2 separate regions of the Mus musculus genome follow, and region 2 is linked to region 1. Evidence: chromatin contacts called from ENCODE Hi-C or POLR2A ChIA-PET data. All regions are on one chromosome and are shown on one strand. Each heading gives the region's core, a stretch centred on a gene start or an enhancer-like site at or near the end of the contact. The rest is flanking DNA. Distances are from core to core; before and after follow the strand shown.

What was found. A loop is a pair of places that touch in the nucleus more often than their neighbours do. ChIA-PET counts read pairs that join two places held with the same protein, here RNA polymerase II (POLR2A).
Region 2: a map of T-helper 17 cell shows a loop between it and region 1 (2.3-fold over the local background). The contact joins the promoter of S1pr3 here to the promoter of Nxnl2 in region 1. A Hi-C loop is called at or near these places in 8 of 37 maps with a recorded cell type or tissue (CH12.LX, CH12F3, Patski and 4 more). POLR2A ChIA-PET finds 5 or more read pairs at or near these places in 1 of 5 experiments (embryonic stem cell).

What each region holds. Positions count from the first base shown.
Region 1 is chr13:51,169,332-51,172,617 of GRCm38, reverse strand. It overlaps Nxnl2 (nucleoredoxin-like 2), which reads right to left and starts at 1,593. Exons shown (of 2, transcript NM_029173.4): 1 at 994-1,593. The coding sequence starts at 1,295.
Region 2 is chr13:51,407,131-51,410,416 of GRCm38, reverse strand. It overlaps S1pr3 (sphingosine-1-phosphate receptor 3), which reads right to left and starts at 1,799. Exons shown (of 2, transcript NM_010101.4): 1 at 1,472-1,799. All of the region lies in intron 1 of Gm32834 (a long non-coding RNA gene), which reads left to right.

The DNA of each region.
Region 1 (3,286 bases), core at 344-2,843:
ACATATAAAACACTCATAATCCCAGAGCTGAGAAGGCAGAGACTGATGTCCTAGGGCTCACTGGCCCGCTAGCCTAGCCAGCTAAGTGAATTACAGGAGAGTGCAAGGCCCTGTCTCAAAAAAGCAAGGTGGTGACATCTGCGAAATAATAGCAGAGGTTGTCTACTGACATGCATGCACAAGTGCACACTTGTGAACGTGCACACACGGACACATACACACAGAGAGAGAATAAGGGGGCTTCTAGTTATTATGAATCCATGGGACATCTCAAAGTTGGCTTTGCTTCGTTTTCCAGAAAGGATTCACCGGTAGCATCGCAACTTGGATAACAAAGCCAGGACCCAGAGTTAAAGGATACCCAGGAACTGACATCTGTCCTAGAAGCGGGCAGGTCTGGGGGACGTGTGTTATGAGATCTCCATCTGGACTCTTCCATACCCACCTCTCACCCTTTATTGCTTCTTCTCCTGAAACTCTCAAGCCCTGCCTGCTCTAACATCTGTAGTTAGGGAACTCCATTGCTGTAGGTAAAAATAAGTCGCAGAGATGGCTAGCTAATATTTGACCTAGCTCTTCCCGCTATGAGCGCTATGAGGCCCTCCCCACTTCTCCCGGGGTACATCCGCTCCCCCCAACTCAGCTCTGTGGATAAGGCGGGGATCCACAGCGTCAGGAGGGTGGCTTCCCACCCTTCCTTCTGCCCACTGATCAAGGAGCCTAGCTAAGGGATGCCAGCCAGCATCAGTACCAGTCCTGGGGCTCCTGAGACATGTGAATTCCTGACACTCCAATCGTAAAAGGCAGAAAACGCTGGCAGACCGGAGCCCCGTGGATGCTGAAACCAAGATTCGGGGGAATTGGCCCACATTGAGATCTGAACAGCAAAAAAGGCCAGATAGAAAGTTAAGGGCTCTGAAACAATAGCACGGTACAGGTGCAGTCCTGGGGGAGCCAGAGCGCCAGCCCCATGACCCCTGGGTCCCCACTCACTGCCGGTAGGGGTCGTGGAAGGGCAATGCCAGCCAGGAGCCGTGCAGCTCGCGCATGAAGTCCAACATCTCCTCCGCACTGCCGTCTGCCGACACGAAAACCACCTCGAAGGGAGCGGGCCGCCGCGCCTCGCTCACCAGCTCCGTGTAGAAGTCGCAGAGCAGCGGCGTGAAGTCGCGGCTGGGCGAGCACCGGCCCGCCGCAAAGTACAAAGCTACCACCTTGTTCTGCAGCGCCACCTCGGCCTCCACCACCGTGCCCTCCCGGGTCACCAGGCGCCGCCCGCCCAGCACGTCCACCATCGCCACGAGCTCGGCGTGAAGAGGACACAGTGGAGAGACGAGCCCTGGGCTGCACGGCCACCTGTTAGCTGGAAGATGACACTGAGCCTCCCGCAGCACTAGGCGCCTCTCAGCCCCGCCTTCTGCTGGAACAGCTCACCTTGAGCCGAAGGGAGGAGAGAGCACAGTGGCCACTCCAGAAGCTGCGACAGCAGCGATGACAGCTGGGTGCCCCGCACCAAAAAGCAGAGCCACGCCATCAACCTCTCCCACCCTCTATTTTATCCTGCCTTGCAAACCCTCTCTACCCACCAGAGTCCTTAACATCCACCAGAGCCCTGCCCCGCTCCACCTGCGCCCCGCCCACCGGCATCCTGTCTCGCTCACCCACAACTAGTCCGGACATCCGAGGCTTGTTCGGGTCCACGCCCCCATCCCACCCCACGGGCCCAGTTCCACACCACCTAATCCACTCCTGCTCTGTTCTGCGGACCGGAGTTCTGTTCCGCCCACCAGCCCCTCCCCACCTCACCCAAAAGAGCCTAGACTCACCAGGGTTCTGCCCCGCCCACTGCCCCTACTCCTCCATCCACGCCACGCCCCTCACCCTCCCTTGGAGAATCTTCCAGCCCTAGATAAGCCTTACAGCTTTCCTGGCTCCAGCTGGCCATCTCCAATCCGCCCTCCCAATCCAGAAAAGCATTCCCTCATTGAGCCTGGAGCCCCCACCCCCACCCCCCACCCCCGAAGCTGTTGTGTCTGCTTAGGGCCTCTGAAAAGGGTTGAGGAAGCTAAAGGGTTCTTCTACCTCTAATCGAAATAGGCAGGCTATGGGGAGCCTGGGCTCTTGTGTTCCGGATGTATACCTCCACCGCCCATATCCTGGAGTTCTGGAAGAAAATTGAGGGCAGATCTCAACGTTGACGGAGGAGAGCCAGAGTGCTAAAGATACGCAGGCGCTGTGACGGTCCAGAAGTTTTTACAGTAAGAAAGTTTCAGCTCCCTGCCAAGCTGGAGGAGGCACTCTTGTGGGTCAGCGTGTACCGGCACACCCAAAACCTTAGGGATCTAGATAACTAACCCTCAAGAGCAGTATTTTAAAAATTAAAGAGTAGGATCTGGAAAGATGGCTGAGTCATTAAGAGCGCTGGCTGGTGGCTCTTGCCGAGGACGCGTGTTCTTTTGTCAGCACCCTCAAGGTGGCTTACAAAACTTCTGAAACTCCAGTTCTAAGGGATCACACACCCTCTTCTGGCTTCTAAGGGCACCAGGCACACATATGGTACAATGCGGGCAACGCATTCATACACATAAAGTAAGAATAAATAAAACATATTGCAAAAAGGTTGTAGGAAATTATTGAAACTTAGAGGCGGTGACGGAAACCAGCATATAGGATCCCAGATCATGCCACTTTGGTGCGCTGGTTGTTTGGAGTTCTAAGCACTCTGAAAACAGCAAACCGAGGAGAGGTTTCTCTGTGCTTCCCCGTTGTGCCCTCAAGGCAGGTTTGCCGAGAGAACTGAACTGCCATCGACAGAGACTTTCACAATTCCCAGACAAACTGCCTGAGCCTCCTCTATCTCATGTGTATTCCTCCAAGGACCTGTTCATCTCCAGTAAGTGAGCTACGCCTGCCTTTCCCCTGTGGGGGTGGACTAAATCCCTCGACCCTGTCACATTCACCGGTAGTCACTTTTCTATCCCCATATCAACTGCTAAAGAGTGGTTTTCCCCTATGCACCTGCCAAGTGTCAGCTTATTCAACAGACACCATGGAATGTCTGTCCAGCCTGATTTTGGAAGCCTTCAGCTGCCCTCCCGCAGAGGCAGCCTATCATCTGCAGGGGTGATGGGACTCTACATTGCCTGGGTGCCCAACTTGACTGGTCCCCTCTCAGAGCTTCAGTGGACTCTGTAGAGACTTGGAGGGATCGTGACTTTCGATGTAGAACTTCAGGGGCCAGCAAGCTGGCTCTGTGGCTTTAGATATTTGTGGTTAAGTTCTAAGC
Region 2 (3,286 bases), core at 550-3,049, 240 kb before region 1:
TAAAGCTTTGCAGGAAATGGGAGTTCCTTCATCCAAATATGGTAGAGAACCAGGAGGGTCTCGGTATGGTGTGTGTGTGTGTGTATGTGCATGTGCATGTGCATGCATGTGTGTGTGTGTGTGTTTGTATGTGTGTAGCTGTGTGTGTGTGTGTGTGTGTGTGTGTAAAGAGCAAATGGCTTCGGGGAAATGCTAAGTGGTTATGACGTCAATCTCCCCAAATGCCAGTGGGGGCTTCCTAAGGGCAAGCTCTGATGTATGTGGGCAGACTGACACTGACCAGATGAGAGCATCTGCCAGTCTGCTGATGGAAAGATCTGATGTGAAGGTATATGGCCACACAATACTCCCCCAAGCACTGAGCTCTGCACCCCCTTAAGAAGCTTACAGATCTAGATTCCTCCACAGCTACCCAAACAGAGCGCCTGCGCACAGGCACACACACCACCACCACCACCACCACCACCACCACCACCACCACCACCACCACCACCACCACCACCACCTCAACCAAACAGCCCTGACCACAGCCACAACTTGCCAGGCCTTTACCTGAGGTATGCAACCCCTTGCTCCACTTTCTAGGAATTATATTCTCTTGGCCCTCCCTGTCTGCTTGGTTTTCGTCTATAAAGGATGGAACTTTGAATAGATACATTTTTGTAGGTGGTGATATGCAATACCAGAGACTTCTGGCTGCAGACCTTAGAATGAGTGACTCTGGAGGCTTTGGAGGAGGGGGTGTCAAGAAGAAGAGGTGTTTGTTTAAAGCAAAGGATTCCCTTTAAACAGCTGACGAGAAACCCCCTTTTACATCAAATCTAAGGAACATGGTGTCAGGATTGTTAAAGGCTGGAGAGACAGGGACGCAGAGACCATGTACAGGCACATGGTTAATGGTCACCCTTCCCTTTCTTCTATTTCAGTTAAGAACATATGACACACCAATCTTCTCTCTCATTATCACTTTGCTGGCACCTTGTCTTCTAGCTCCAGGCCTGACACTCCTAATTGCCTAGTTTGAGAAGTGCTAAGAAAACTGGAATTTTGTCACTAATAAAACTTAAAAGAATCATTTGCTTTCTCCCAGAGGGAAAACCCACAGCCGTTCCCAGTGCCCAGGTTTTCTTCTCCTAAGATTGTCTAACTTCTTAATTAGCCAAGTAAAGCAAGAATCTTTCCCTTGGACAGCCTGCTCACTCTGCTCCGAGTTTACAAACACATTTAGAAAGCCCTGGTTGTTATTTAAAGGAACCCTATACCTCTCCACCAGCTCCAACAGGCGGTTATGTCCTGTTCTCCGGGATATGAACAGGAGGGGGTGGCCGAAGCGAGGCACTCGCGAGCCCAAGTCACTCTGGTGCCCCGACTTGGTTGAAATTTTATCCAAAAAGGGGGTTCGGGTGAACCCCCAGGCGCTCAACCCGCGACTCTGGTCTGTGCAACCCCGGGATCCGGTCCCGCCGCTCACCTCGTTCTGCAAGGCGCATCTGGGCTGGTTGCATGCTGCCGTGTCTCAGCTAAGACTCCCGTCTAGGGGCTCCTCCGGAGGTCGCTCGTGGCCTCAGGTTTCTCTCCCGCTAGGCTTGTCCAGCCACCTTGCTCAGCACCCGGACCTTGTCGCCTGCCCCTGAACTTGTTCTCCCAGACTCTGCCCCAGAGAATCCGAAGGCAAACTTTTGCCACTGCCCTCCGGGGCGGGGCCCAAACTCACCCCGCCTCCTGCCGCCCCTAACCCAAGCTTCAGAGCTTCGCGGGCTGGTCCCCAGATACGCCCTGGTTCCCAGCCACGTCCCCGCCTCGGGCTACGTCCCCGCCCAGTCTCTGGATTACTTCTCTGCATCCGCGCTGTCTGGACTCTGGGACTCGGGCTGGGGCTCTTCAACCCTCTGTATCCCTCTGCCCCTATTCCTCTGCCGATCATCTACCCCCACCCCCAAACCTATACTCTGACTCCAAGGTTCTGCGTCTATCCTGCTAATTTTAAGTGCTCCAGAACCCAGCAGCTGCAGATACCTAACCGGGTGCAGAACTGGGCTTGGGTAGATATCTACCTAAGTGTCCAGAAGGATTTGAGCGGATTCTTATTAATACTGTTACTCACCTTGAGGTGACCAGTGTTAACTATACTATCTTTAACCTGAAATCAACCGACTACCAGCTTGAGCTGGTAAGCTAAGCCCCCTGCCCCTTTGGACTCCTGCCCCTGCCCCCATCCCTTTCGGAGCTGAAGGCAGGGACCCCAGCCTCTTGTGCATTTCAGGTCCTGACTCCTGTGTCTTGTCTACCTTAGTTAACTGTACCCAGTCTACTCCTGCGCTCTGGGCAAGCCTCACCGGCCATGTGGGGAGAAATGAGAATCTTTGGGGGGAACCGCAGGCACAATTGTCAGTTACAAAGGAAATGCAAAAGATCTCCAGACCAGCTTGGGGAAGGAGAGGGGAGAGGAAGCAGACCGCAGCTAAATTCCCGAGCAGGCAGGGTTCCAGGTCCCTGCTACCTTTTCTCTGGGGCTTTCTTGCCTACAGAAGATGAATTTACCGCTTTCTTGGGATTCATCTGGCATGTAAAGGCAGCTCTTGGCCGGTCTTGGCCTTCTCTGTTGTCTGGTGAGACGCACAAGCCCTCCGGGTCACAGGAGCCAGGCTGCAGAGCTCCAGCTGCCTTGGCTGCTCAGTAGCAGCGCGATTCTCCTGAGCTCTGGTCCTACTGCCTAGCCTCCCAAATTTGCCTAGTGTCTTGGACACAGCTGGGGAAAGCTAGTTCTCTCCCCAAGTGCAGTGAGAATGGGCGTGTCTCTGTATACTTGACTCCTACAGCATCCAGTTAAAGAAAGCAGAGGTGGCCACAGTTGAAGATGCTTCTGTAGCTGTTTCTGCAGCCACTTCCTGAGGCCAGGGTAACAACAGTTTCTTGGTCGCTATGTCTAACCCCACAAAAAGGCCTGGTGCTCTAGCTGTTTCTCACTGTGTCACCATCACTGCCCCGGCTGCTGGAGGTGTGTTTTATACAGCATCTGTCTCTCCATTCCCCGGGTAAATGGTCCTCTGGATAGAAGAGGGTGACCCTGAGTCTCTCTATGACAGCTCCTCCAGCCTCAGACACCAGACTCCCACAGCCTGAGAGGTACCAGGGCTCTTACTGCTAATGACAGTCTTTCCTAAGAGTGATTCCACCCACAGCATCCCTGTGGTATCCCTGAAACCTGTCTTTCAATGAGGTTTCTTTTCCCTCCAAGTTTCCTAACCAGAAGCAGCCATCTTCCCAGTCCAGGCCTCCTTCTCCC